2 separate regions of the Homo sapiens genome follow, and region 1 is linked to region 2. Evidence: chromatin loops called from intact Hi-C (ENCODE). Cell type or tissue: heart right ventricle. All regions are shown on one strand. Each heading gives the region's core, and the rest is flanking DNA. Links, peaks and the distances in the headings are about the cores only.

The links. Peaks named below come from ENCODE experiments on the same cell type or tissue, not always from the same donor. Only the 100,000 strongest peaks of a DNase experiment are listed, where the experiment ranks them.
Region 1: a loop joins it to region 2, with 5 times the contacts of the local background. A loop is called at or near these places in 7 of 110 quality-filtered maps.

What each region holds. Positions count from the first base shown.
Region 1 is chr9:40,915,410-40,931,640 of GRCh38, forward strand. MIR1299 (microRNA 1299) reads right to left here and starts at 13,683; the gene lies at 13,601-13,683. In heart right ventricle, for the core only: no CTCF peak of the experiment used is centred there; DNase peaks (open chromatin) are centred at 9,962, 11,912, 12,602 and 13,732.
Region 2 is chr9:40,866,202-40,882,432 of GRCh38, forward strand. No RefSeq gene overlaps it. Among named protein-coding and RNA genes, the nearest start is that of MIR1299, 55 kb to the right of the region's middle. RefSeq lists enhancers at 1-255, 3,910-4,724, 13,521-14,357, 14,358-15,193, 15,194-16,029. In heart right ventricle, for the core only: no CTCF peak of the experiment used is centred there; no DNase peak of the experiment used is centred there.

The DNA.
Region 1 (16,231 bases), core at 5,786-13,785, 50 kb after region 2:
GAATGTTTGTCCCTCACATAGGATTCCAAAACACTCGTACTGTGTTCTTAGTGTTTCTCCCTCACATAGGATTCCAGAACACCGCTGCTGGAGTCTAAATGTTTGTTCATCACATAGGATTCCAGAACATTGCTATGAGGTTATGAATGTTTGTTCCCCACAGGGGTTTCCAGAACACTCCTGCTTTGGTCTGAATGTTTACCCCTCACACAGGATTCCAGAACACTGCTACAAGGGTTTGAATGTTTCTACCTCACATAGAATTCCAGCACTCTGTGATGAGGTTCCGAATGTTTGTGCATCACATAGAATTCCAGAACACTGCTACGATTGTCTGAATGTTTGCCCATCACATGGGATTCCAGAACACTGGAAGGCAGCCAAGATGGCCGAATAGGAACAGCTCTGGTCTACAGCTCCCAGCGTGAGCGACACAGAAGATGGATGATTTGTGCATTTCCGTCTGAGGTACTGGGTTCATCTCACTAGGAAGTGCCAGCCCTACAGTGGGTGCAGGAGAGTGGGTGCAGTGCACTGTGCAGGAGCTGAAGCAGGGTGAGGCATTGCCTCACTCAGGAAGTGCAAGGGGTCAGGGAGTTCCCTTTCCTAGTCAAAGAAAGGGGTGACAGATGGCACCTGGAAAATCGGGTCACCCTCTCCTGAACACTGCGCTTTTCTGACAGGCTTAAAAACCGGTGCAACAGGAGATTATATCCCGCACCTGGCTCGGAGGGTCCTATGGCTATGGAGTATGGCTGATTGCTAGCACAGCAGTCTGAGTTCAAGCTGCAAGGCAGCAGCGAGGCTGCAGGAGGGGCGTCCACCATTGCCCAGGCTTGCTTAGGTAAACAAAGCAGCCAGGAAGCTCAAACTGGGTGGAGCCCACCACACCTCAAAGAGGCCTGCCTGCCTCTGTAGGCTCCACCTCTGGGGGCAGGGCACAGACAAACAAAAAGACAGCAGTAACCTCTGCAGACTTAAATGTCCCTGTCTGACAGCTTTGAAGAGAGCAGTGGTTCTCACAACACGCAGCTGGAGATCTGAGAATGGGCAGACTGCCTCCTCAAGTGGGTCCCTGACCCCTGACCCTCTAGCAGCCTAACAGGGAGGCAACCCCCAGTAGGGGCAGACAGACACCTCATATGGCTGGGCAATCCACTGAGACAAAATTTCCAGAGGAACGATCAGACAGCAGCATTCGCGGTTCATGAAAATCCACTGTTCTGCAGCCAACACTGCTGTTACCCAGGCAAACAGGGTCTGGAGTGGACGTGTAGCAAACTCCAACAGACCTGCAGCTGAAGGTCCTGTCTGTTAGAAGGAAAACTAACAAACAGAAAGGACATCCACACCAAAAACCCATCTGTACATCACCATCATCAGAGACCACAAGTAGATAAAACCACAAAGATGGGGAAAAAAACAGAGCAGAAAAACTGGAAACTCTAAAAAGCAGAGCACCTCTCCTCCGCCAAAGGAATGCAGTTCCTCAACAGCAATGGAACAAAGATGGACAGGGAATGACTTTGACGAGTTGAGAGAAGAAGGCTTCAGATGATCAAACTACTCCAAGCTACAGAAGGAACTTCAAACCAAAGGCAAAGAAGTTGAAAACTTTGAAAAAAATTTAGACGAATGTATAACTAGAATAACCAATACAGAGAAGTGCTTAAAGGATCTGATGGAGCTGAAAGCCAAGGCTCGAGAACTACGTGAAGAACGCAGAAGCCTCAGGAGCCAATGCGATTAACTGGAAGAAAGGGTATCAGAGATGGAAGATGAAATGAATGAAATGAAGCGAGAAGGGAAGTTTAGAGAAAAAAGAATAGAAAGAAATGAACAAAGCCTCCAAGAAATATGCGACTATGTGAAAAGACCAAATCTACGTCTGATTGGTGTACCTGAAAAAGATGGAGAGAATGGAACCAAGTTGGAAAACACTCTGCAGGATATTATCCAGGAGAACTTCCCCAATCTAGCAAGGCAGGTCAACATTCAGATTCAGGAAATACAGAGAATGCCACAAAGATACTCCTCGAGAAGAGCAACTCCAAGACACATAATTGTCAGATTCACCAAAGTTGAAATGAAGGAAAAAATGTTAAGGGCAGCCAGAGAGAAAGGTCGGGTTACCCTCAAAGGGAAGCCCATCAGACTAAGAGCGGATCTCTTGGCAGAAACTCTACAAGCCAGAAGAGAGTGGGGGCCAATATTCAACATTCTTAAAGAAAAGAATTTTCAACCCAGAATTTCATATCCAGCCAAACTAAGCTTCATAAGTGAAGGAGAAATAAAATACTTTACAGACAAGCAAATGATGAGAGATTTTGTCACCACCAGGCCTGCCCTAAAAGAGCTCCTGAAGGAAGCACTAAACATGGAAAGGAACAACCGGTACCAGCCACTGCAAAATCATGCCAAATTGTAAAGACCATCCAGGCTAGGAAGAAACTGCATCAACTAACAAGCAAAATAACCAGCTAACATCATAATGACAGGATCAAATTCACACATAACAATATTAACTTTAAATGTAAATGGACTAAATGCTCCAATTAAAAGACACATACTGGCAAAATGGATAAAGAGTCAAGACCCATCAGTGTGCTGTATTCAGGAAACCCATCTCACGTGCAGAGACACACATAGGCTCAACATAAAAGGATGAAGGAAGATCAACCAAGCAAATGGAAAACAAAAAAAGGCAGCGGTTGCAATTCTAGTCTCCGATAAAACAGACTTTAAACCAACAAAGATCGAAAGAGACAAAGAAGGCCATTATATAATGATAAAGGGATCAATTCAACAAGAAGAGCTAACTATCATAAATATATATGCACCCAATACAGGAGCACCAGGATTCATAAAGCAAGTCCTGACTGACCTACAAAGAGACTTAGACTCCCACACAATAATAATGGGAGACTTTAACACTGCACTGTCAACATTAGACAGATCAATGAGACAGAAAGTCAACAAGGATACCCAGGAATTGAACTCAGCTCTGCACCAAGCAGACATAATAGACATCTACAGAACTCTCCAACCCAAATCAACAGAATATACATTTTTTTCAACACCACACCACACCTATTCCAAAACTGACCACATAGTTGGAAGTAAAGCACTCCTCAGCAAATGTAAAAGAACAGAAATTATAACAAACTGTCTCTCAGACCACAGTGCAATCAAACTAGAACTCAGTATTAAGAAACTCACTCAAAACTGCTCAACTACGTGGAAACTGAACAACCTGCTCCTGAATGACTACTGGGTACATAACGAAATGAAGGCAGAAATAAAGATGTTCTCTGAAACCAACGAGAACAAAGACACAACATACCAGAATCTCTGGGACACATACAAAGCAGTGTGTAGAGGGAAATTTATAGCACTAAATGCCCACAAGAGAAAGTGGGAAAGATCCAAAATTGACACCCTAACATCACAATTAAAAGAACTAGAAAAGCAAGAGCAAACACATTCAAAAGCTAGCAGAAGGCAAGAAATAACTAAAATCAGAGCAGAACTGAAGGAAATAGAGACACAAAAAAACCCTTCAAAAAATTAATGAATGCAGGAGCTGGTTTTTTGAAAGGATCAACAAAATTGATAGACCACTAGCAAGACTAATAAAGAAGAAAAGAGAGAAGAATCAAATAGACTCAATAAAAAATGATAGAGGGGATATCACCACCAATCCCACAGAAATACAAACTACCATCAAAGAATACTACAAACACCTCTATGCCAATAAACTAGAAAATCTAGAAGAAATGGATAAATTCCTCGACACATACACCCTCCCAAGACTAAACAAGGAAGTCGAGTCTCTGAATAGACCGATAACAGGCTCTGAAATTGTGACAATAACCAATAGCTTACCAACCAAAATGAGTCCAGGACCAGATGGATTCACAGCCGAATTCTACCAGAGGTAAAAGGAGGAACTGGTACCATTCCCTCTGAAACTATTCCAATCAATAGAAAAAGAGGGAATCCTCCCTAACTCATTTTATGAGGCCAGCATCATCCTGATACCAAGGCCAGGCAGAGACACAACCAAAAAAGAGAATTTTAGACCAATATCCTTGATGAATATTGATGAAAAATCCTCAATAAAGTACTGGCAAAACGAATCCAGCAGCACATCAAAAAGCTTATCCACCATGATAAAGTGGGCTTCATCCCTGGGATGCAAGGCTGGTTCAATATATGCAAATCAATAAATGTAATCCAGCATATAAACAGAACCAAAGACAAAACCCACATGATTATCTCAATAGATGCAGAAAAGGACTTTGACAAAATTCAACAACCCTTCATGCTAAAAACTCTCAATAAATTAGGTTTTGATGGGACGTATCTCAAAATAATAAGAGCTATCTATGACAAACCCACAGCCAATATCATACTGAATGGGAAAAAACTGGAAGCATTTCCTTTGAAAACACAGAAGACAGGGATGCCCTCCCTCACCACTCCCATTCAACATAGTGTTGGAAGTTCTGGCCAGGGTAATCAGGCAGGAGAGGGAAATAAAGGGTATTCAATTAGGAAAAGAGGAAGTCAAATTGTCCCTGTTTGCAGATGACATGATTGTATGTCTAGAAAACCCCATTGCCTCAGCCCAAAATCTCCTTAAGCTGATAAACAAATTTGGCAAAGTCTCAGGATACAAAATCAATGTACAAAAATCACAAGCATTCTTATACACCAATAACAGACAGAGAGCCAAATCATGAGTGAACTCCCATTCACAATTGCTTCAAAGAGAATAAAATACCTAGGAATCCAGCTTACAAGAGACGTGAAGGAACTCTTCAAGAACTACAAACCCCTGCTCAATGAAATAAGAGGATGCAAACAAATGGAAGAACATTCCATGCTCATGGGTAGGAAGAATCAATATTGGGAAAATGGCCATACTGCCCAAGGTAATGTACAGATTCATTGCCATCCCCAACAAGCTACCAATGACTTTCATCACAGAAATGGAAAAAACTACTTTAAAGTTCATATGGAACCAAAAAAGAGCCCGCATCGCCAAGTCAATCCTAAGCCAGAAGAACAAAGCTGGAGGCATCACGCTACCTGATTTCAAACTATACTACAAGGCTACAGTCACCAAAACAGCATGGTACTGGTACCAAAACAGAGATATAGACCAATGGAACAGAACTGAGCCCTCAGAAATAACGTCACATATCTACAACTATCTGACCTTTGACAAACCTGACAAAAACAAGCAATGGGGAAAGGATTCCCTATTTAATAAATGGTGCTGGGAAAACTGGCTAGCCATATGTAGAAAGCTGAAACTGGATCCCTTCCTTACACCTTATACAAAAATCAATTCAAGATGGATTAAAGACTTAAATGTTAGACTTAAAACCATAAAAACCCTAGAAGAAAACCTAGGCATTACCATTCAGAACATAGGCATGGGCTAGGACTTCATGTCTAAAACACCAAAAGCAATGGCAACAAAAGACAAAATTGACAAATGGGATCTCATTAAACTAAAGAGCTTCTGCACAGCAAAAGAAACTACCATCAGAGCAAACAGGCAACCAACATAATGGGAGAAAATTTTCGCAACCTACTCATCTGACAAAGGGCTAATATCCAGAATCTACAATGAACTCAAACAAATTGACAAGAAAAAAACAAACAACCCCATCAAAAAGTGGGTGAAGAACATGAACAGACACTTCTCAAAAGAAGACATTTATGCAGCCAAAAAACACATGAAAAAATGCTCACCATCACTGGCCATCAGAGAAATGCAAATCAAAACCACAATGAGATACCATCTCACACCAGTTAGAATGGCAATCATTAAAAAGTCAGGAAACAACAGGTGCTAGAGAGGATGTGGATAAATAGAAACACTTTTACACTGTTGGTGGGACTGTAAACTAGTTCAACCATTGTGGAAGTCAGTGTGGCGATTCCTCAGGGATCTAGAACTAGAAATACCATTTGACCCAGCCATCCCATTACTGGGTATATACCCAAAGGACTATAAATCATGCTGCTATAAGGACACATGCACACGTATGTTTATTGTGGCACTATTCACAATAGCAAAGACTTGGACCCAAGCCAAATGTCCAACAATGATAGACTGGATTAAGAAAATGTGGCACATATACACCATGGAATACTATGCAGCCATAAAAAATGATGAGTTCATGTCCTTTGTAGGGACATGGATGAAATTGGAAATCATCATTCTCAGTAAACTATCACAAGGAGAAAAAACCAAACACCACATGTTCTCACTCGTAGGTGGGAATTGAACAATGAGAACACATGGACACAGGAAGGGGAACATCACACTCCGGGGACTGTTGTGGGGTGTGGGGAGGGGGGAGGGATAGCATTAGGAGATATACCTAAGGCTAAATGACGAGTTAATGGGTGCAGCACACCGACATGGCACATGTATACATATGTAACTAACCTGCACATTGTGCACATGTACCCTAAAACTTGAAGTATAATAATAATTAAAAAAAGGAAACAACAGGTGCTGGAGAGGATGTAGGGAAATAGGAACACTTTTACACTGTTGGTGGGACCAGTTCAACCATTCTGGAAGTCAGTGTGGCAACTCCTCAGGGATCTAGAACTAGAAATACCATTTGACCCAGCCATCCCATTACTGGGTATATACCCAAAGGATTATAAATCATGCTGCTATAAAGACACATCCACACATATGTTTATTGCAGCACTATTCACATTAGCAAAGACTTGCAACCAACACATATGTCCAACAATGATAGACTGGATTAAGAAAATGTGGCACATGTACAGCATGGGATACTGTGCAGCCATAAAACATGATGAGTTCATGTCCTTTGTAGGGACATGGATGAAGCTGGAAACCATCATTCTCAGCAAACTATTGCAAGCACAAAAAACCAAACACCACATGTTCTCACTCATAGGTGGGAATTGAACAATGAGAACACATGGACACAGGAAGGGGAATATCACACACCGGGGACTGTTGTGAGTTGGGGGAAGCAGGGAGGGATAGCATCAGGAGATATACCTAATGTTAAATGACGAGTTAATGGGTGCAGCACACCAACATGGCACATGTATACATATGTAACAAACCTGCACGTTGTGCACATGTACCCTAAAACTTAAAGTATAATAAAAAAAAAGAAAAGCTAAAAAAAAAAAAAAGGATTCCAGAACACTGCTACGATTGTCTGAATGTTTGTTCCTCAAATAGGATTCTAGAATGCTCCTGCTGTGGTCTGAATGTTTGTCCCTCACATAGGATTCCTGAACACTGCTATGAGGTTCTGAGTGTTTATACCTCAGATAGGATTCCAAAATACTCTTGCTATTTTCTGAGAGTTTGTCCCTCCCATAGGATTCCAGAACATTGCTGCTGGGGTCTGAATGTTTGTCCCTCACATAGGATTCCAGAACACTGCTAGGATTGTCTGAATGTTTGTGTCTCACATGGAATTCCATAACACTGCTATTAGGGTCTGAAAGTTTGTCCTTCACAGAGGTTTCCAGGAAACTGCTACAATTATCTGAATGTCCGTTACGTAGGATTCCAGAACACTGCTATGAGGGTCTGAATGTTTGTCTCTTACATAGGATTCCAGAACACTGCAGATTTGGTCTGAATGTTTATCACTCACACAGGAATCCAGAACACTGCTATGATGGTCTGAATGTTCATTCCTCACATAGGATTCCAGAACACAGCTACAACCGTCTTAATGTTTGTCCCTCACAGGGGATTCCAGAACACTCCTGCTGCAGTCTGAATGTTTCTAACTCACACAGGATTCCAGAACACTGCTACGAGGGTCTGAATGTTTGTCCCTCACACTTAATAGCAGAACACTGATACAAGGGTCTGAATAATTGTCCCTAGCAAAGGATTCCAGAGCACTGTTACTGTGGTCTGAATGTTTGTCCCTCACATAGGATTCCAGAACACTGCTGCTGGGTTCTGAATGTATCTCCCTCACCTAGAATTCCAGAACGTTGAGACGAGGTTCTGAATGTTTGTCCATAACATAGGATTCCAGAACACTGCTACAATTGTCTCAATGTTTCTCACTCACATGGCATACCAGAACACTGCGGCGAGGGTCTGAATGTTTTCCCTCATATACGATTCCAGAACACTCATGCTGTGGTCTGAATGTTTGTCCCTTGCATAGGATTCCTGAACAATGCTGCGAGAGTCTGAATGTTTATCCCTCACATAGGATTCCAAAACACTCCTGCTGTAGTCTCAATGTTTGCCCCTCACATAGGATTCCAGAACAATCCTGCTGTGGTCTGAATGTTTGTCCCTCACATAGGGCTCCAGAACACTCCTGCTGGGTTCTAAGCGTTTCTCCCTCACCTTAAATTCCTCAACACTGTGATGAGGGTCTGAATGTTTGTCCATAAAATAGGATTCCTGAACACTCCCGCTGTTGTTTGAATGTTTGTTCCTCCCTTAGGACTCCAGAAAACTGCTGCTGGGTTCTGAATGGTTGTCCCTCACACAGGTTTCCAGAACACTGTTACGAGGGTCTGAATGTCCCTCACATAGGATTCCAGAACACTGTTGAGAAGTTCTAAATGTTTGTCTGTCATATAGGATTCCAGAGAACAGCTACGAGGGTCTGAATGTTTGTTCCTCACAGAGGATTCCAGAAGAGTCCTGCTTTGGTGTGAATGTTTGTGCCTCACACAGGAATTCAGAACACGGCTATGAGGTTGTGAATGTTTGTCCCTCACACACAATTCCAGAATGCTGCTATGAGGGTCTGAATGATTGTCCCTCACATAGGATTCCAGAACACTGCTGCTGGGTTGCGAGTGTGTCTCCCTCACATAGAATTCCAGAACACTGCGAAGAAGTTCTGAATATTTGTCCATAACATAGGATTCCAGAACACTCCTGCAGTTGTTTGAATTTTTGTCCCTCCCATAGGATTCCAGAACACTACTGCTGGGGTGTGAGTGTATGTCCCTCACTTAGGATTCCAGAACACTGCAAAGATTCTCTTAAAGATTGTCCCTCACATAGGTTTCCGGAACACTGCTATGAGAGTCTGAATGTTTGTCCCTCACACAGGATTCCATAATACTCCTGCTGTGTTCTGAATATTTGTACGTCACATAGGATTCCTGAACACTACTACGAGATTCTGAATGTTTGTTGCTCACATAGGATTCCAAAATGTCCCTGCTGTGTTCTGAGTGTTTGTCCCTCACATAGGGTCACTGCTGCTGGGTTCTCAGTGTTTCTCACTCACATAGAATTCCAGAACACTGCAAAGAGGTTCTGAATGTTTTTCTGTAACATAGTATTCCAGAACACTCTCGCTGTTTTTTGAATGTTTGTCCCTCACATAGGATTCCAGAACACTTCTGCTGGTGTCTGAAAGTTTGTCCCTCACACAGGATTCCAGAACACTGCTACGAGGGTCTGAATGTTTTTCCCTCACAAAGGGTTCCAGAACAAAGCTGTTGGAGTCATAATGTTTGTCTGTCACACAGGATTCTAGAACACTGCTACGAGGTTATGAATGTTTGTTCCTCAAAGGGTTTTTCAGAACACTCCTGTTGTTGTCTGAATGTGTGTCCCTCACACAGGATTCCAGAACACTGCTACGAGGTTCTGAATGTTTCTCCCTTACATAGAATTCCAGAACACTGCTACCAATGTCTGAATGTTTGTCTCTCACATAGGATTCCAGAACACTGCTACGATTGTCTGAAAGTTTGTCGCTCACATAGGATTCCAGAACACTGCTACGATTGTCTGAAAGTTTGTCCCTCACATAGGATTCCAGAACGCTGCTATGAGGGTCTGAATGTTTGTCCCTCATGCAGAGTACCAGAACACTGCTTCGAGGGTCTGAATGATTGTCCCTCACATAGGATTCCAGAACACGGCTGCTGGGGTCTCAATGTTTGTGCCACACATAGGATTCCAGAATACGGCTGCTGGGGTCCACTTGTAAGTCCGTCACAATGGATTCCAGAACACAGCTGCTGGGTTCTGAGTGTTTCTCCCTCACTTGGAATTTCAGAACACTGATATGAGGGTCTGAAAGTTTTTCTGTTACTTAGGACTCCAGGGCTTTCCCTCTGTTGTTTGAATGTTTGTCCCTCACAGAGGATTCCAGAAAAATGCTACGATTGTATGAATGTTTGTCCCCCACATATGATTAAAGAACACTGCGAAGAGGGTCTGAATGTTTGTCTGAAACATAGGTTTCCCAAACAGTTTCGCTGTTGTTTGACTGTTTTTCCCTCACATAGGATTCCAGAAAAATGCTACGATTGTATGAATGCTGGTCCCTCACATAGGATTCCAGAACAGTGCTACGAGGGTCTGAATATTTGTCCCTCACATGGGATTCCAGAACACTTCTGCTGTGTTCTGAATGTTTGGCCCTCAGAAAGGATTCCTGAACTCTGCTACGACAGTATGAATGTTTGTCCCTCACATCAGATTCCAAAACACTCCTACTGTGTTCTGAGTGTTTGTCCCTCACATAGAATTCTAGAACAGTCCTGCTATTGTCTGAATGTTTGTCACACACACAGGGTTGCTGATAACTGCTGCTGAGTTCTGAATGTTTCTCCCTAACATAGAACTCTAGAACACTGTGACGAGGTTCGGAATGTTTGTCGGTAACATAGGATTCAAAAACACTCATGCTGTTGTTTGAATGTTTGTCCCTCAAGTAGGATTCCAGAACACTGCTTCTGGGGACTACATGTATGTCTGTCACATAGGATTCCAGAACACTGCTGTTGGGTTCTGTGTGTTTCTCCCTCACATAGAATTCCAGAACACTGCGATGAGGGTATGAATGTTGTTCATAACATAGGACTCCAGAAAACTCACGCTCTTCTTTGAATGTTTGTCCCTCACGTTGGATTCCAGAACACTGCTGCTGGGGTCTCAAAGTTTGTCCCTAACATAGGATTCCAGAACACTGCTACGATTGTCTGAATATTTTGCCTTCACATAATATTCCAGAACACTGCTACGAGGGTCTGAATGTTTGTCCCTCAAATAGGATTCCAGAATGCTGCTGCTGGGTTCTAAATGTTTGTCGGTCACATAGGATTCCAGAACACTGCTGCTGGGGTCTGAATGTTTGTCCCTCACATATTATTCCAGAACACTGCTGGGTTCTAAATGTTTGTTGGTCACATCAGATTCCAGAACACTGCTGCTGGGGTGTGAATGTTTATCCCTCACATAGGATTCCAGAACACAGTTGCTGGGGTCTACATGTATGCCAGTCACATGGGATTCCAGAACACTGCTGCTGGGTTCACAGTGTTTCTCCCTCACATAGAATTCCAGATAATTGAGACAATATTCTGAATGTTTGACCATAACATAGGATTCCAGAACATTCCCGCTCTTGTTTGAATGTTTGTCCCTCACATAGCATTGCAGAACACTGCTGCTGGGGTCTGAATGTTTGTCTCTCACATAGGATTCCAGTACACTGCTACGATTGTCAGAATGTTTATCCCTCACCTAGGATTACAGAACACTGCTATGATGCTCTGAAAGTTTGTCCCTCACATAGGATTCCAGAACACTGCTGCTGAGGTATAAATGTTTGTCCATCACATGGGATTCCAGAACAAAGCTACGAGTGTCTGAATGTTCCTCACAGCAGATTCCATAACACTCCTGCTGTGGTCTCAATGTGTGTCCCTCACAAAGGATTTCAGAACACGGCTAAGAGGGTATGAATGTTTGTCCCTCATACAGAATTCCAGAACACTGCTACGAGGGTCTGAATGCTGGTCCCTCACATAGGACACCAGAACACTGCTACGGTTGTCTGAATGTTTGTCCCTTCCATAGGATTCCTGAACACTGCTTCGAGGGTCTGAATGTTTGTCCCTCACATTGCATTCCAAAACACTCCTGTTGTGTTCTGTGAGTTTGACCCTCACATAGGATTCCAGAACAATCCTGCTGTGGTGTGAATGCTTGTCCCTCACATATGGTTCCAGAACACTGTTGCTGGGTTCTGAGTGTTTGTCCCTCACAAGGGATTCCAGAACACTGCTACGAGGGTGTGAATGTTTGTCCCACACAAAGGATTCCAGAACACTGCTACTGGGGTCTAAATGTTTGTCCGTCACATAGCATTCCTGAACAATGTTACAAGAATCTGAATGTTTGTACCTCACATAGGATTCCTGAACCACTGCTACGAGGGTCTGAATGTTTGTCCCTCACATAGAATTCCAAAATACTCCTGCTGTGTTCTGAGTGTTTGTCCCTCACATAGCATTCCAGAACACTGCAGCTAGGGTCTAAATGTCCGTCACATAGGATTCTGGAAAACTACTATGAGGTTCTGAATGTTTGTCTCTCACACAGAATTCCAGAACACTGCTACGAGTTTCTGAATGACAGTCCCTCACATAGGATTCCAGAATACTGCTGCTGGGGTCTGAATGCTTGTCCCTCACATAGGATTCCAGAACTCTGCTGCTGGGGTGTACATGTATGTCCGTCACATAGGATTCCAGAACACTGCTGCTGGGTTCTGAGTGTTTCTCACTCGCATAGGATTCCAGAACACTGCTACAAGTGTCTGAATGTTTGTCTGTCACATTGGATTCCAAAACACTCCTGCTGTGTTCTGAGTGTTTGTTCCTCACATAAGATTGCAGAACACTCCTGCTGTGGCCGGAAAGTTTGTCCCTCACATAAGATTCCAGAACACTGCTGCTGGAATCTGAATATTTGTCCCTCAAGTAGGTTTCTAGAACAATGCTACTATTGTTTGAATGTTTGTCCCTCACATGGGATTCCAGAACGCTCCTGCTGTGGTCTGAAAGTTTGTCCCTCACATAGGATTCCTGAACACTGCTACGAGTGCCTGCATGTTTGTCCCTCACATCAGATTCCAATACATTCCTGCTGTGTTCTGAGTATTTCTCCCTCACATATGATTCTAGAGCAATCCTGCTGTGATCTGAATGTTTGTCCCTCACATAGGGATCCAGAACACTGTTGCTGGGTTCTTAATGTTTCTCCCTAAAGTAGAACTCCAGAACACTGCCTCGAGGGTGTGAATGCTTGTCCGTAACACAGGATTCCAGAACACTCTAACTGTTGTTTGAATGTTTGTCCCTCAAATAGGATTCCAGAACAGTGCTGCTGGGGTCTACATGCATGTCCGTCAGAGAGGATACCAGAACACTGATGCTCGGTTCTGAGTGTTTCTCCCTCACATCGAATTCTAGCACACTGTGACCAGTTTCTGAATGTTTTTCTGTAACATGGGATTCTAGAACACTCCCGCTGTTATTTGAATGTTTGTCCCTCACATAGGATTCCAGAACACTGCTATGAGTGTCTGAATGTTTGTCCCTCACTTAAGATTCCAGAACACTGCTATGAGGGTCTGAATGTTTTTCCCTCACATAGGAATCCAGAACACCGTTACGAGGGTCGGATTGTTCGTTCCTCTCAGGGGATTCCTGAACACTCCTGCTGTGGTCTGAATGATTGTCTGTCAAACAGGATTCCAGGACACTGCTACGAGGGTCTGAATGTTTGTCCCTCACACAGAATTCCAGAACACTGCTACGTGGGTCTGAATGATTGTCCCTCACGTAGGATTCCAGAACACTGCCATGAGGGTCTTAATGTTTGCTCCTCACTTAGGACTCCAGAACATTCCTGCTGTGGTCTGAATGTTTCTCCCCCACATAGGATTCCTGAACACTGCTATGAGGGTCTGGATGTTTGTCCCTCACATAGGATTCCAAAACATTCCTGCTGTGTTCCGAGTGTTTGTCCCTCACATACGATTCCAGAACAATCCTGCTGTGGTCCGAATGTTTGTCCCTCACATGCGGTTCCAGAGCACAGCTGCTGGGTTCTGAGTGTTTCTCCCTCACATAGAATTCCAGAACACTGCGACGAGTTTCTGAACGTTTGTCCATAACATTGGATTCCAAAACACTCTTGCTGTTGTTTGAATGTTTGTCCGTCACACAGGATTCCAGAATACTGCTGCTGGGGTCTGAATGTTTGTCCCTTACGAAAGATTCTAGAACACTGCTATGATTGTCTGAATGTTTGTCTCTAATACAGGGTCCCAGAACACTGTGACGAGTGTCTGAATGTTTGTCCATAATATAGGTTTCCAGAACACAGCTGCTGTTGTTTGTTTTTCCCTCACAGGATTCCAGAACAATACTGCAATTGTATGAGCGTTTGTCCCTCACATTGGATTCCAGAACACTGCTTCGAGGTTCTGAATGTTTGTCCCTCACACTGAATTACAGAACACAGCTGGTGGGGTGGAAATGTTTGTCCGTCACATAGGATTCCAGGACAGTGCCACGAGGGTCTGAAAGTTTGTTCCTCACAGGGGATTCCAGATCACTCCCGATGTGTCTGAATGTTTGTCCCTCACACAGGATTGCATAACACTGCTATGATGGTCTGAATGATTGTCACTCAAGCAGAATTCCAGAACACTGCTACTAGGTCTGAATGACTTTCCCTCACATAGGATTCCAGAACATTGCTGCTGGTTTCTGAATGTTTGTCCTTCACATAAGATTCCAGAACACTGCTGCTGGTGTCTACATGTATGTCTGTCACATAGAATTCCAGAACACTGCTGCTGGGTTCTGAGCATTTCTCCCTCATGCAGAATTCCAGAACACTACAACGAGGTTCTGAATGTTTGCCCATAACACAGGATTCCAGAACACTCCCGCTGTTGTTTGAATGTTTGTCACTCACATAGGATTCCAGAACACTAACACGAGGGTCTGAATGTTTGTTCCTCACATAGGATTCCAGAACACTGCTACAAGGGTTTGAATGTTTGTTCTTCGTTGGGGATTCCAGAACACTCCTGCTCTGGTATGAATGTTTATCCCTCACATAGAATTCCAGAACACTGCTATGAGGGTCTGAATTTTTTGTCCCTCACACAGAATTCCCCAACACTGCTATGAGGGTCTGAATAATTGCCCTACCATAGGGTTCCAGAACACTGCTGCTGGGGTCCAAATTATTGTCCCTCAGATAGGATTCCAGAACATGCTGATGGGGTCTACATGTATTGCCGTCACATAGGATTCCAGAACACTGCTGCTAGATTCTGCATTTTGCTCCCTCACATAGAATTCCAGAAGAGTGCGACGAGGGTCTGAATGTTTTTTCATATCATAGGATTCCAGAACACTCCTGCTGTTGTTTGAATGTTTGTTCCTCACACAGGATTCCACAACACAGCTAAAAATGTCTGAAAGTTTGTCCCTCAGATAGGATTCCAGAACACTGCGGCTGTGGTCTGAATGTTTGTCCCTCACATAGGATTCCAGAACACTGCTATGATTGTCTGAATGTTTGTCCCTCACATAGCATTCCAGACCACTGCTACAAGGGTCTAAAGGCTTGTTCCTCACAAAGGATTCCAGAGCACACCTGCTGTGGTCTGATTGTTTGTTCCTCACATAGGATTCCTGAACACTGCTGCTAGGGTCTGAATGTTGGCCTTCACATAGGATTCCAGAACCCTGATACGATTGTCTGAATGTTTGTCCCTCACACAGCACTACAGAACACTGCTACGAGGGTCTGAATGTTTGTTCCTCACATGGGATTCCAGAACACTGCTATGATTGTCTGAATGTTTGTTCCTCACATAGGTTTCCAGAAAACTTCTGCTATGGTCTGAAAGTTTATCCCTCACATAGGATTCCAGAACACTGCTACGAGGGTCTGAATGTTTGTCCCTTCACATAGGATTACAGAACGCTGCTGCTGTTGTCCAAACATCTCTCTGTCACATAGGGTTCCAGAACACTGCAACATGTGTCTGAATGTTTTCCCTCACATAGGATTCCAGAACACTCTCATTGTTGTTTGAATGTTTGTTCCTCACATAGGATTCCAGAACACTGCTGCTGGGGTCTGAATGATTGTTCCTCACATAGGATTCCAGAACACTGCTGCTGGGTTCTGAGTGTTTCTCCCTCACGTAGATTTCCAGAAAACAGGGACGAGGGTCTGAATGTTTGTCCATAACAGAGGATTTCAGGACACTCTCGCTGTTGTTTGAAAGTTTGTCCCTCTCTAACGGGGACAAATTTTGTGTCTCTATTTCCTTCAGTTATGCTCTGATTTTAGTTATTTCTTGCCTTCTGCTAGCTTTTGAATGTGTTT
Region 2 (16,231 bases), core at 4,965-12,964:
GGAAATATATTCACATAAAAACTAGACAGAAGTATTCTCAGAAACTTCTTTGTGATGTGTGTACTTAAATCACAGTGTTGAATTTTCTTTTGATAGAGCAGTTTTGAAACACTCTTTTTGTAGAATCTGCAAGTGGATATTTGGATAGGATTTAGGCTTTCGTTGGAAACGGGAATATCTTCACATAATAACTAGACAGAAGCATTCTCAGAAACTTCTTTGTGATGTTTGCATTCAACACACAGATTTGAGCATTCCTTTTCACAGAGTAGTTTTTAAACACTCTTTTTGTAGAATCTGCAAGTGGTCATTTGGAGCACTTTGAGGCCTTCGTTCGAAAAGGGAATACCTTCACATAAAAACTAGACAGAATCATTATCAGAAATATCTTTGCAATATGTGCATTGAACTCACAGAGTTGAATCCGTCTTTTTATAGAGCAGTTATGAAACACTCTCTTTGTAGGATCTGCAAGTGGACATTTTGGTGTGTTTTGAGGCCTATGGTGAAAAATGAAGTATCTTAACATAAAAACTAGACAGAAGCATTGTCAGAATCTTATTTGTGATGTGAGCACTCAACTCACGTATTTGGACCTGTCTTTTGATAGAGCAGATTTGAAACACTTTTTTTGTGTAATCTGCAAGTGCACATTTAGAGCGCTTTGTGGCCTTCATTGGAAACGGGAATATCTTCACATAAAAACTAGACGGAAGCATTCTCAGAAACTTCTTTGTGATGTGTGTACTCAACTCACTGAGTTTAACCTTTCTTTTGATAGAGAAGTTTTGAAACAATCTTTTTGTAGTGTCTGCAAGTGGATATTTGGATAGCTTTGAGGCTTTCGTTGGAAACGAGAATATCTTCACATTAAAACTAGACAGAAGCATTCTCAGAAACTTGTTTGTGATGTGTGTACTCAACTAACAGAGTTTAACCTTTCTTTTGATAGAGCATTTTTGAAACACTCTTTTTGTAGGATCAGCAAGTGGACATTTTGTGTGCTTTGAGGCCTATGGTGAAAAAGGAAATATCTTCCCATAAAAACTAGACAGAAGCATTCTCAGAAACTTCCTTGTGATGTGTGTACTCAACTCACAGAGATGATTCTTTCTTTTGATAGCGCAGTTTTGAATCACTCTTTTTGAAACATTTACAAGTGCATATTTGGACAACTTTGAGTCTTTCGTTGGAAACGGGAATATCTTCTCATAATAACTAAACAAAAGCATTCTAAGAAAATTCTTTGTGATGTGTGCATTCAACTCACGGAGTTGAACCTTTGTTTTGATGCAGCAGATTTGAAAAACTCTTCTTGTAGAATTTGCAAGTGGATATTGCACAGCTTTGAGACCATCGCTGGAAACGGGAATATCTTCACATAGAAACTAGACAGAAGCATACTCAGAAAGTTGTTTTTGATGTTAGCATTCAACTCGCGGAGTTGAATATTCCTTTTCATAGGGCAGTTTTGAAACACACTTTTTGTAGTATCTGCAAGTGGACTTTTGGAGCTCTTTGAGGCCTATCGTGAAAAAGGAAATATCTTCCCATAAAAATTACACAGAAGAATTCACAGAAACTTCTTTGTGATGTGTGTACTCAACTGACAGAGTTTAAGCATTTTTTTGATAGAGGAGATTTGAAACACTCTTTTTCTGGAATCTGCAGGTGGACATTTGGAGTGCTTTGTCGTCTTCGTTCGAAACGGGAATATCTTCACATAAAAACTAGACAGAAGCGTTCACAGAAACTTCTTTGTGATGTTTGCATTCAACTCACAGAGTTGAATATTCTCTTTCATAGAGCAGTTTTGTAACACTCTTTTTGCAGTATCTGGAAGTGGACATTCGGAGTGCTTTGAGGCCTATGGTGAAAAAGGAAATATCTTCATATAAAAACTAGACAGAAGCATTCTAAGAAACTGCTTTGTGATGTGTGTACTCAACTCACAGTGTTAAACCTTTCCTTTGATAGAGCACTTTTGAAACACTCTTCTTGTAGAATTCACAGGTGGATATTAGGACAGCTTTGAGGCTTTCGTTGGAAATGGTAATATCTTCACATAAAAACCAGACAGAAGCATTCTCAGAAACTTCTTTGTGAGGTTTGCATTCAACTCACAGAGTTGAACATTTCTTTTCATAGAGCAGTTTTGAAGCACTCTTTTCGCAGAATCTGCAAGTTGTCATTTGTAGCACTTTGAGGCCTTCGTTCGAAACGGGAATATCTCCACATAAAAACTAGACAGAATCATTATCAGAAACATCTTTGTGATGTGTGCATTCAACTCACAGAGTTGAACCTTTCTTTTGATACAGCAGTTTTGAAACACTCTGTAGAATGTGCAAGTGGACATTTGGTGTGCTTTGTGGCCTATTGTGAAACAGGAAATAATATAAAAACTAGGACAGAAGCATTCTCAGAAACTTATTTGTGAAGTCTGCACTCAACTCACATATTTGAACCTTTCTTTTCTTAGAGAAGTTTTGAAACACTCTTTTTGTGGAATCTGCAAGTGCACATTTGACGCGCTTTGTGGCTTTTGTTGGAAACGGAAATATCTTCACACAAAAACTCGACAGAACCATTCTCAGAAACTTCTTTGTGATGTTTGCATTCAACTCACAGAGTTAAACTTTCCCCTTCATAGAGCAGTTTTGAAACACTCTTTTTGTAGTACCTGGAAACGGACATTTGGAGCGCTTTGAGGCCTATGCTGAAAAAGGAAATATCTTCATATAAAAACTACACAGAAGCATTCTCAGAAACTTCTTTGTGATGTGTGTACTCAAATCATGGAGTTGAACCTTTCTTTTGATACAGCAGTTTGGAAACAGTCTATTTGTAGAATCTGAAAGTGGATATTTGGGTAGCTTTGAGGCTTTCGTTGGAAACGGGAATGTCTTCACATAAAAACTAGACAGAAGCATTCTCAGAAACTTTTTTGTGATTCTTTTATTCAACTCACAGAGTTGAACATTCCTTTTCATAGAGCAGATTTGAAACACTCTTTTTGAAGCATCTGTAAGTGGAAAATTGGAGCTCTTTGAGGCATATGCTGAAAAAGGAAATATCTTCCAATAAAAATTAGACAGAAGAATTCTCAGAAACTTCCTTGTGATGTGTGTACTCAACTCACAGAGTTGAACCTTTCTTTTGATAGAGCAGTTTTGAAGCACTCTTTTTGTAGAATCTGCAAGTGGATATTTGGATAGCTTTGAGGCTTTCGTTGGAAACGGGAATGTCTTCACATAAAAACCAGACAGAAGCATTCTCAGAAACTTTTTTTGATGCTTGTATTCAACTCACAGAGTTGAACATTCCTTTTCATAGAGCAGTTTTGAAACACTCTTTTTGAAGAATCTGTAAGTGGAAACATGGAGTTCTTTGAGGCATATGCTGAAAAAGGAAATATCTTCTAATAAAAACTAGACAGAAGAATTCTCAGAAACTTCTTTGTGATGAGTGTACTCAACTCACAGATTTGAACTTTTCTTTTGATAGAGCAGTTTTGAAACACTCTTTTTGTAGGGTGTGCAAGTGGATATTTGGATAGCTTTGAGGATTTCGTTGGAAAAGGGAATATCTTCACATAAAAACCAGAGAGAAGCATTCTCAGAAACTTATTTGTGATGCTTGCATTCATCTCACAGAGTTCAAAATTCCTATTCATAGAGCAGTTTTGAAACACTCTTTTTATGGAATCTACAAGTGGACATTTGGAGCGATTTGAGACCTATGGTGAAAAAGGAAGTATCTTCACATAAAAAGTAGACAGAAGTATTCTCAGAAACTATTTTGTGATGTGCGTACTCAACTCACAGAGTTAAACCTTTCCTTTGATACAGCAGTTTTGAAACACTCTTCTTGTGGAATTTACAAGTGCATATAAGGACAGCATAAAGGATTTCGTTGGAAACGGGGATATCTGCACATAAAACTAGAGAGAAGAATTCTCAGAAACTTCTTTGTGATGTGTGCATTCAACTCACACAGATGAAATTTTCCTTTGGTAGAGCAGGTTGGAAACACTCTTTTTGTAGAATTTGCAAGTGGATATTTGGACAGCTTTGGGGCCTTTGCTGGAATTGGGTATATCTTCACATAAAAACTAGACAGAAGCATTTTCAGAAACTACTTTTTGATGCATGCATTCAACTCGCAGAATTGATCATTCCTTTTCATAGAGCGGTTTTGAAACACTCTTTTTGTAGAATCTGTAAGTGGAAACTTGGAGCACTTTGAGGCCTATGGTGAAAAAGGAAATATCTTCCCATAACAACTAGACAGAAGAATTCTCAGAAACTTCCTTGTGATGTGTGTACTCAACTCACAGATTTGAACATTTCTTTTAATGGAGCTGTTTTGAAACACTCTTTTTGTAGAATCTGCAAGTGGATATTTGGACAGCTTTGAGGCTTTCGTTGGAAACGGAAATATCTTCATATAAAAACTAGACAGAAGCATTCTCAGAAAATTCTTTGTCATGTGAGTCCTCAACTCACAGAGTTCAACTTTTCTTTTGATAGAGCAGATTTGAAACACTCTTTTTGTAGCATCTGCAAGTGGATATTTGGATAGCTTTGAGGATTTCGTTGATAAAGTGAATATCTTCACATAAAAACTAGAGAGAAGCGTTCTCAGAAATGTCTTTGTGATGTTTGCATTCATCTCACAGAGTTGAACATTCCCTTTCATAGAGCATTTTTGAAACACTCTTTTCGTAGTATCTGCAAGTGGACATTTGGAGCGCTTTGGGTCCTACAGTGAAAAAGGAATTATCTTCACATAAAAAGGAGACAGAAGCATTCTCAGAAACTTCTTGGTCATGTGTGTACTCAACTCACAGAGTTGAACCTTTCTTTTCATACAGCAGTTTTGAAAAACTCTTTCTGTAGGATCTGCAAGTAGATATTTGGATAGCTTTAAGGGTTTCGTTGGAAACGGGAATATCTTCTCATAAAAACTAATCAGAAGCATTCTCAGAAACTTCTTTGTGATGCTTGCATTCAGCTCACAGAGTTTAACGTTCCTTTTCATAGAGCAGTTTTGAAACACTCTTTTTGAAGAACCTGTCAGTGGAAACTTGGAGCGCTTTGAGGGCTATGTTGAAAATATCTTACCATAAAAACTAGACAGAAGAATTCTCAGAAACTTCTTTGTGATGTGTGTACTCAACTTTATAGGGTTGAACTTTTCTTTTGAAAGAGCAGTTTTGAAACACTCTTTTTGTAGGGTTTGCAAGTGGGTATATGGATCGCTTTGAGTATTTCCTTGGAAGTGGGAATATCTTCACATAAAAACGAGACAGAAACATTCTAAGAAACTAATTTGTGATATTTGCATTCAACTCACAGAGATGAACATTCCCTTTCATAGAGCAGTTTTGAAACACTCTTTTTGTAGTATCTGAAAGTAGAGATTTGCAGCGCTTTGAGGCCTTTGGTTAAAAAGGAAATATCTTCACAGAAAACTAGACAGAAGTATTCTCAGAAACTGCTTCGTGATGTGTGTACTCAACTTACATAGTTGAACATTTTTTTTGATACAGCAGTTTTGAAACACTCTTTTTGTAGAATCTGCAAGTGGATATTCGGATAGCTATGAGGCTTTTGTTGGCAACGGGAATATCTTCACAGAAAAACTAGACAGAAGCATTGTCAGAAACTTCTTTGTGACGCTCGCAATCAACTCACAGTGTTGAACATTCCTTTTCATAGAACAGTTTTGAAACACTCTTTTTGTAGTATCTGGAAGTGTACATTTTGAGCGCTTTGAGGTCTATGGTGAAAAAGGAAATATCTTCACATAAAAACTAGACAGAAGCATTCTCAGAAATTTCTTTATGATGTGTGTACTCAACAAAGAGAGTTGAACCTTTCCTTAATACAGCAGTTTTGAAACACTCTTTTTGGAGAAACTCAAAATGGATAATTGGATAGCTTTGGGTATTTCATTGGAAGCGGGAATATCTTCACATAAAAACTAGAGAGAAGCATTCTCAGAAACTTCTTTGTGATGTTTGCATTCAACTCACAGAGATGAACATTCCTTTTCATGGAGCAGTTTTGAAACACTCTTTTTGTCGTATCTGGAAGTGGACAATTGGAGCGATTTGTGCCTTATGGTGAAAAAGGAAACATCTTCATATAAAAATTAGACAGAAGCATTCCCAGAAACTTCTTTGTGATGTGTGCACTCAACTCACAGAGTTGAACATTTCTTTTGAGACAGGAGTTTTGAAACACTCTTTTTGTAGAATCTGAAAGTGGATATTTGGATAGCTTTGAGGATTTCACTGGAAACAGGAATATCTTCAATTAAAAACTATACAGAAGCATTCTCAGAAAATTCTTTGTGATGTGTGCATTCAACTCACAGAGTTGAATCTTTCTTTTGATAGAGCAGATTGGAAACACTTTTGTTGTAGTATTTGCAAGTGGATATTTGGACAGCTTTGAGGCCTTCGTTGGAAACAGGTATCTCTTCACATAAAAACTAGACAGAAGCATTGTCAGAAACTACTTTGTGATGCTTGCATTCAACTCACAGAGTTGAACATTCGTTTTCCTAGAGCAGTTTTGAAACACTCTTTTTGTAGAATCTGTAAGTGGAAACTTGGAGCCCTTTGAGGCCTATGGTGAAAAAGGAAATATCTTCCCATAAAAACTAGACAGAAGAATTCTCAGAAACTTCTTTGTGATATGTGTACTCAACTCTCAGAGTTGAACTTTTCTTTTGATAGAGCTGTTTTGAAACACCCTTTTTGTAGAATCTGCAAGTGGATATTTAGAATGCTATGAGGATTTCGTTGGAAACGAGAATACCTTCACTTAAAAACTAGACAGAAGCAGTCCCAGAAACTTCTTTGTGATGTTTGCATTCAAATCACAGAGTTGAACATTCCGTTTCATAGAGCAGTTTTGAAACACTCTTTTTGTAGAATCTGTAAGTGAACATTTGGAGCGCTTAGAGGCCTATGGTGTAAAAGGAAATATCTTCGCATAAAAACTAGACAGAAGAATTCTCAGAAACTTCCTTGGGATGTGTGTACTCAACTCACAGAGTTGTACTCTTCTATTGATAGAGCAGTTTTGAAACACTCTTTTCGTAGAATCTGGAAGTGGATATTTGGATAGCTTTGAGGATTTCATTGGAAACTGGATTATCTTCACATAAAAACCAGACAGAAGCATTCTCAGAAACTATTTTGTGATGTTTGCATTCAACTCACAGAGTTGAACATTCCTTTTCATAGAGAAGCTTTGAAACACTCTTTTTGTTGTATCTGGTAGTGGACACTTGCAGCACTTGGAGGCCTATGGTGAAAAAGGAAATATCCTCACATAGAAACTAGACAGAAGCATTCTCAGAAACTTCTTTGTGATGTGTGTGTAGATGGCCGAATAGGAAGAGCTCTGGTCTACAGCTCCCAGCATGAGCGACGCAGAAGATGGATGATTTCTGCATTTCCATCTGAGGTACCGGGTTCATCTCACTAGGGAGTGCCAGACAGTGGGCGCAGGTCAGTGGGTGCATGCACCATGCGTGAGCCGAAGCAGGGCAAGGCATTGCCTCACTTGGGAAGCTCAAGGAGTCAGGGAGTTCCCTCTCCGAGTCAAAGAAAGGGGTGAAGGATGGTACCTAGAAAATCGGGTCACTCCCACCTGAATACTGTGCTTTTCTTACGGGCTTAAAAAACGGCTCACCACGAGATTATATCCCGCACCTGTCTCAGAGGGTCCTAAGCCCACGGTGTCTCGCTGATTGCTAGCACAGCAGTCTGAGATCAAACTGCAAGGCGGCAGTGAGGCTGGGGGAGGGGCACCCGCCATTGTCCAGGCTTGCTTAGGTAAACAAAGCAGCCAGGAAGCTCGAACTGGGTGGAGCCCACCACAGCTCAAGGAGGCCTGCGTGACTCTGTAGTCTCCACCTCTGGGGGCAGGGCACAGACAAACAAAAAGACAGCAGTAACCTCTGCAGACTTAAATGTCCCTGTCTGACAGCTTTGAGGAGAGCAGTGGTTCTCCCAGCATGAAGCTGGAGACCTGAGAATGGGCTGACTGCCTCCTCAAGTGGGTCCCTGACCCCTGACCCCCAAGCATCCTAACTGGGAGGCACCCCCCAGCAGGGGCACACTGACACCTCACACGGCAGGGTACTCCAACAGACCTGTAGCTGAGGGTTCTCTCTGTTAGAAGGAAAACTAACAATCAGAAAGGAAATCCACACGAAAAACCCGTCTGTACATCACCATCATCAAAGACCAAAAGTAGATAAAACCACAAAGATGGGGAAAAAACAGAACAGAAAAACTGGAAACTCTAAAAAGCAGAGCGCCTCTCCTCCTCCAAAGGAACACAGTTCCTCACCAGCAACGGAACAAAGCTGGATGGAGAATGACTTTGATGAGCTGAGAGAAGAAGGCTTCAGAAGATCAAATTACTCTGAGCTATGGGAGGACATTCAAACCAAAGGCAAAGAGTTGAAAACTTTGAAAAAAATTTAGACGAATGTATAACTAGAATAACCAATACAGAGAAGTGCTTAAAGGAGCTGATGGAGCTGAAAACCAAGGCTCGAGAACTACGTGAAGAATGAAGAAGCCTCAGGAGCCAATGCGATCAACTGGAAGAAAGGGTATCAGCGATGGAAGATGAAATGAATGAAATGAAGCAAGGAGGGAAGTTTAGAGAAAAAAGAATAAAAAGAAATGAGCAAAGCCTCCAAGAAATATGGGACTATGTGAAAAGACCAAATCTACGTCTGATTGGTGTACCTGAAAGTGATGGGAAGAATGGAACCAAGTTGGAAAACACTCTGCAGGATATTATCCAGGAGAACTTCCCCAATCTAGCAAGGCAGGCCAACATTCAGATTCAGGAAATACAGGGAACGCCACAAAGATACTCCTCCAGAAGAGCAACTCCAAGACACATAATTGTCAGATTCACCAAAGCTGAAACGAAAGAAAAAATGTTAAGGGCAGCCAGAGAGAAAGTTCGGGTTACCCTCAAAGGGAAGCCCATCAGACTAACAGCGGATCTTTCGACAGAAACCCTACAAGCCAGAAGAGAGTGGGGGCCAATATTCAACATTCTTAAAGAAAAGAATTTTCAACCCAGAATTTCATATCCAGTCAAACTAAGCTTCATAAGTGAAGGAGAAATAAAATACTTTACAGACAACCAAATGCTGAGAGATTTTGTCACCACCAGGCCTGCCTTACAAGAGCTCCTGAAGGAAGCACTAAACATGGAAAGGAACAACCAGTACCAGCCGCTGCAAGATCATGCCAAAATGTAAAGACCATCGAGACTAGGAAGAAACTGCATCAAGTAACGAGCAAAATCACCAGCTAACATCATAATGACAGGATCAAATTCACACATAACAATATTAACATTAAATGTAAATGGACTAAATGCTCCAATTAAAAGACACAGACTGGGCCGGGCGCGGTGGCTCATGCCTGTAATCCCAGCACTTTGGGAGGCTGAGGCGGGCGGATCACGAGGTCAGGAGATCGAGACCATCCCGGCTAAAACAGTGAAACCCCGTCTCTACTAAAAATACAAAAAATTAGCCGGGCGTAGTGGCGGGCGCCTGTAGTCCCAGCTACTTGGGAGGCTGAGGCAGGAGAATGGCGTGAACCTGGGAGGCGGAGCTTGCAGTGAGCCGAGATCCCGCCACTGCACTCCAGCCTGGGCGACAGAGCGAGACTCCGTCTCAAAAAAAAAAAAAAAAAAAAAAAGACACAGACTGGCAAATTGGATAAAGAGTCAAGACCCATCAGTGTACTGTATTCAGGAAACCCAACTCACATGCAGAGACACACATAGGCTTAAAATGAAAGGATGGAGGAAGATCTACCAAGCCAATGGAAAACAAAAAAAGGCAGGGGTTGCAATCCTAGTCTCTGATAAAACAGACTTTAAACCAACAAAGATCAAAAGAGACAAAGAAGACCATTACATAATGGTAAAGGGATCAATTCAACAAGAAGAGCTAACTATCCTAAATATATATGCACCCAATACAGGAGCACCCAGATTCATAAAGCAAGTCCTGAGTGACCTACAAAGAGACTTAGACTCCCACACATTAATAATTGGAGACTTTAACACCCCACTGTCAACATTAGACAGATCAACGAGACAGAAAGTCAACAAGGATACCCAGGAATTGAACTCAGCTATGCACCAAACGGACCTAATAGACATCTATAGAACTCTCCACCCCAAATCAACAGAATATACATTTTTTTCAGCACCACACCACACCTATTCCAAAATTGACCGCATAGTGGGAAGTAAAGCTCTCCTCAGCAAACGTAAAAGAACAGAAATTATAACAAACTATGTCTCAGACCACAGTGCAATCAAACTAGAACTCAGGATTAAGAATCTCACTCAAAACCGCTCAACATCATGGAAACTGAACAACCTGCTCCTGAATGACTACTGGGTACATAACGAAATGAAGGCAGAAATAAAGATGTTCTTAGAAACCAACGAGAACAAAGACACAACATACCAGAATCTCTGGGACGCATTCAAAGCAGTGTGTAGAGGGAAATTTATAGCACTAAATGCCCACAAGAGAAAGCAGGAAAGATCCAAAATTGACACCCTGACATCACAATTAAAAGAACTAGAAAAGCAAGAGCAAACACATTCAAAAGCTAGCAGAAGGAAAGAAATAACTAAAATCAGAGCAGAACTGAAGGAAATAGAGACACAAAAAACGCTTCAAAAAATTAATGAATCCAGGAGCTGGTTTTTTGAAAGGATTAACAAAATTGATAGACCGCTAGCAAGACTAATAAAGAAAAAAAGAGAGAAGAATCAAATAGACACAATAAAAAATAATAAAGGGGATATCACCACCAATCCCACAGAAATACAAACTACCATCAGAGAATACTACAAACACCTCTACGAAAATAAACTAGAAAATCTAGAAGAAATGGATAAATTCCTGGACACATACACTCTCCCAAGACTAAACCAGGAAGAAGTTCAATCTCTGAATAGACCAATAACAGGAGCTGAAATTGTGGCAATAATCAATAGCTTACCAACCAAAAAGAGTTCAGGACCAGATGGATTCACAGCCGAATTCTACAAGAGGTACAAGGAGGAACTGGTACCATTCCTTCTGAAACTATTCCAATCAATAGAAAAAGAGGGAATCCTCCCTAACTCATTTTATGAGGCCAGCATCATTCTGATACCAAAGCCGGGCAGAGACACAACCAAAAAAGAGAATTTTAGACCAATATCCTTGATGAACATTGATGCAAAAATCCTCAATAAAATATAGGCAAACTGAATCCAGCAGCACATCAAAGAGCTTATCCACCATGATCAAGTGGGCTTCATCGCTGGGATGCAAGGCTGGTTCAACATATGCAAATCAATAAACGTAATCCAGCATATAAACAGAACCATCAACAAAAACCGTATGATTATCTCAATAGATGCAGAAAAGGCCTTTGACAAAATTCAACAACCCGTCATGCTAAAAACTCTCAATAAATTAGGTATTGATGGGACGTATTTCAAAATAATAAGAGCTATCTATGACAAACCCACAGCCAATATCATACTGAATGGGCAAAAACTGGAAGCATTCCCTTTGAAAACTGGCACAAGACAGGGATGCCCTCTCTCACCGCTCCTATTCAACATAGTGTTGGAAGTTCTGGCCAGGGCAATAAGGCAGGAGAAAGAAATAAAGGGTATTCAATTAGGAATAGAGGAAGTCAAATTGTCCCTGTTTGCAGATGACATGATTGTATATTTAGAAAACCCCATCATCTCAGCCAAAAATCTCCTTAAGCTGATAAGCAAATTCAGCAAAGTCTCAGGATACAAAATCAATGAGCAAAAATCACAAGCATTCTTATACACCAACAACAGACAAACAGAGAGCCAAATCATGAGTGAACTCCCATTCACAATTGCTTCAAAGAGAATAAAAGACCTAGGAATCCAACTTACAAGGGACGTTAAAGACCTCTTCAAGGAGAACTACAAACCGCTGCTCAACGAAATAAAAGAGGATACAAGCAAATGGAAGAACATTCCATGCTCATGGGTAGGAAGAATTAATATCGTGAAAATGGCCATACTGCCCAAGGTAATTTACAGATTCAATGCCATCCCCATCAAGATACGAATGCCTTTCTTCACACAATTGGAAAAATCTACTTTAAAGTTCATATGGAATCAAAAAAGAGCCCGCATCACCAAGTCAATCCAAAGACAAAAGAACAAACCTGGAGGCATCACACTACCTGACTTCAAACTATACTGCAAGGCTACAGTAACCAAAACAGCATGGTACTGGTACCAAAACAGAGATATAGATCAATGGAACAGCACAGAGACCTCAGAAATAACACCGCATATCTACAACTATCTGATCTTTGACAAACCTTACAAAAACAAGCAATGGGGAAAGGATTCCCTATTTAATAAATGGTGCTGGAAAACTGGCTAGCCATATGTAGACAGCTGAAACTGGATCCCTTCCTTACTCCTTATACAAAAATCAATTCAAGATGGATTAAAGACTTAAACGTTCAACCTAAAACCATAAAAACCCTAGAAGAAAACCTAGGCATTACCATTCAGGACATAGGCATGGGCAAGGACTTCATGTCTAAAACACCAAAAGCAATGGCAACAAAAGACAAAATTGACAAATGGGATCTAATTCAGCAAAAGAGCTTCTGCACAGCAAAAGAAACTACCATCAGAGTGAACAGGCAACCTACAAAATGGGAGAACATTTTCGCAACCTACTCATCTGACAAATGGCTAATATCCAGAGTCAACAATGAACTCAAACAAATTTACAAGGAGAAAACAAACGACCCCATCAAAAAGTGGGTGAAGGAGATGAACAGACACTTCTCAAAAGAAGACATTTATGCAGCCAAAAAACACATGAAAAAATGCTCATCATCACTGGCCATCAGAGAAATGCAAATCAAAACCACAATGAGATACCATCTCACACCAGTTTGAATGGCAATCATTAAAAAGTCAGGAAACAACAGGTGCTGGAGAGGATGTGGAGAAATAGGAACACTTTTACACTGTTGGTGGCACTGTAAACTAGTTCAACCACTGTGGAAGTCAGTGTGGCGATTCCTCAGGGATCTAGAACTAGAAATACCATTTGACCCAGCCATCTCATTATTGGGTATATACTCAAAGGCCTATAAATCATGCTGCTATAAAGACACATGCACACTATGTTTATTGCGGCATTATTCACAATAGCAAAGACTTGGAACAAACCCAAATGTCCAACAATGATAGACTGGATTAAGAAAATGTGGCACATATGCACCATGGAATACTATGCAGCCATAAAAAATGATGAGTTCATGTCTTTGTAGGGACATGGATGAAATTGGAAATCATCATTCTCAGTAAACTATCACAAGAACAAAAAACCAAACACCGCATATTATCACTCATGGGTGGGAATTGAACAATGAGGTCACATGGACACAGGAAGGGGAATGTCACACTCTGGGGACTGTTGTGTGGTGGGGGGAGGGGGCAGGGATAGCTTCGGCAGATATACCTAATGCTAGATGACGAGTTAGTGGGTGCTGAGCACCAACATGGCACATGTAAACATATGTAACTAACCTGCACAATGTGCAGAGGTACCCTAAAAATAAAAGCATAAAAAAAAAACCAGACAGAAGTATTCTCAGAAAATTGTTTGTGATGTGTGTACTCAATTAACAGAGATGAACCTTTCTTTTGATAGAGCAGTTTTGAAACACTCTTTGTAGAATCTGCAAGTGGATATTTCGAGAGCTTTGAGGATTTCGTTGGAAAGGGAATATCTTCATATAAAATCTAGACAGAAGAATTCTCAGAAGCTTCTTTGTGATGTTTGCATTGAAGTCACAGAGTTGAACATTCCCTTTCATAGAGCAGGTTTGAAACACTCTTTTTGTAGTATCTGCAACTGGACATTTGGAGCGCTATTTGGCCTATAGTGAAGAAGGAAATATCTTCCCATAAAAACTAGACAGAAACATTCTCAGAAACTTGTTTGTGATGTGTGTAATCAACTAACAGAGTTGAACCTTTCTTTTGATAGAGCAGTTTTGAAACACTCTTTTTGCAGAATCTGCAAGTGGATATTAGGATAGATTTGAGGATTTCGTTGGAAATGGGAATATATTCATATAAAATCTAGACAGAAGCATTCTCACAAACTTGTTGGTGATGTGTGTACTCAACTAACAGAGTTGAACCTTTCTTTTGATAGAGCAGTTTTGAAACACTCTTTTTGTAGAGTCTGCAAGTGGATATTTGGATAGATTGAGGATTTCGTTGGGAAAGGGAATATCTTCACATAAAATCTAGAAGGACGCATTCTCAGAAACATCTTCATGATGTTTGCATTCAAGTCACAGAAGTGAACATTCACTTTCCTAGAGCAGGTTTGAAACACTGTTTTTGTAGTATCTAGAACTGGACACTTGGAACGCTTTGTGGCCTATGGTGAAAAAGGAAATATCTTCGCATAAAAACTAGACAGAAGCATTCTCAGAAACTTGTTTGTGATGTGTGTACTCAACTAACAGAGTTGAACCTTTCTTTTGATAGAGCAGTTTTGAAACACTCTTTTTGTAGAATCTGCAAGTGGATATTTGGATAGCTTTGAGGATTTCGTTGGAAACGTATTATATTCATATAAAAAGTGGAAGCATTCTCAGAAACTTCTTTGTGATGTTTGCATTCAAGTCACAGATTTGAACATTCTCTTTCATAGAGCAGGTTTGAAACACAATTTTCGTAGTATCTGGAAGTGGACATTTGGAGCGCTTTGAGTCCTACTGTGAAAAAGGAAACATCTTCCCATAAAAATAAACAGAAGAACTCTCAGAAACTTGTTTGCGATGTGTGTACTCAACTAGCAGGGTTGAACGTTTCTTTTGATAGAGCAGTTTCGAAACAGACTTTTTGTAGAATCTGCAAGTGGTTATTTGGATAGCTTTGAGGATTTCGTTGGAAATGGGAATATCTTCATATAAAATCTATACAGAAGCATTCTCAGAAACATCTTTGTGATGTCTGCATTCAAGTCACAGAGTTAAACATTCCCTTTCATAGAGCAGGTTTGAAACACTTTTTTTGTAGTATTTGGAAGTGGACATTTGGAGAGCTCTGTGGCTTATGGTGAAAAAGGAAATATCTTCCCTTAAAAACTACACAGAAGCATTCTCAGAAACTTGTTTATTATGTGTGTACCCAACTAATAGAGTTGAACCTTTCTTTTGATAGAACAGTTTGGAAAAAATCTTTTTATAGAATCTGCAAGTGGATATTTGGATAGCTTTGAGGATTTCGTTGGAAATGGGAATGCCAATATAAAAAGTAGACAGAAGCATTCGCAGAAACTTCTTTCTGATGTTTGCATTCAGGTCACAGATTTGAACCTTCCCTTTCATAGAGCAGGTTTGAAACATTCTTTTTGTAGTATCCGGAAGTGGAAATTTGGAGCGCTTTGAGGCCTGTGGTGAATGAGGAAACATCTTCCCATAAAAACTAGACAGAATCATTCTCAGAAACTTGTTTGTCATGTTTGTACTCAACTAACAGAGTTGAACCTTTCTTTTGATAGAGCAGTTTTGAATCACTCTTTTTGTAGAATCTGCAAGTGGATGTTTGCATAGCTTTGAGGATTTCGTTGGAAATGGGAATATCTTCGTTTAAAAAGTAGACAGAAGCATTCTCAGAAACTTCTTTGTGACGTTTCCATGCAAGTCACAGAGTTGAACCTTCCTTTCATAGAGCAGGTTTGAAACACTCTTTTTGTAGTATCTGGAAGTGGACATTTGGAGCACTTTGAGGCCTATTTTGAAAAAGGATATATCATCCCATGAAAACTAGACAGAAGCATTCTCAGAAACTTGTCTGTGATGTGTGTACTCAAGTAACGGAGTTGAACATGTCTTTTCATAGAGCAGTTTTGAAACACTCTTTTTGTAGAATCTGCATGTGGATATTTGCATAGATTTGAGAATTTCGTCGGAAACGGGAATATCTTCATGTAAAATCTACACAGAAGGATTCTCAGAAACATCTTTGTGATGTTTGCATACAAGCTCCAGAGTTGGACATTTCCTTTCATAGAGCAGGTTTGAAACACTCTTTTTGTAGTATCTGTAAGTAAACAATTGGGG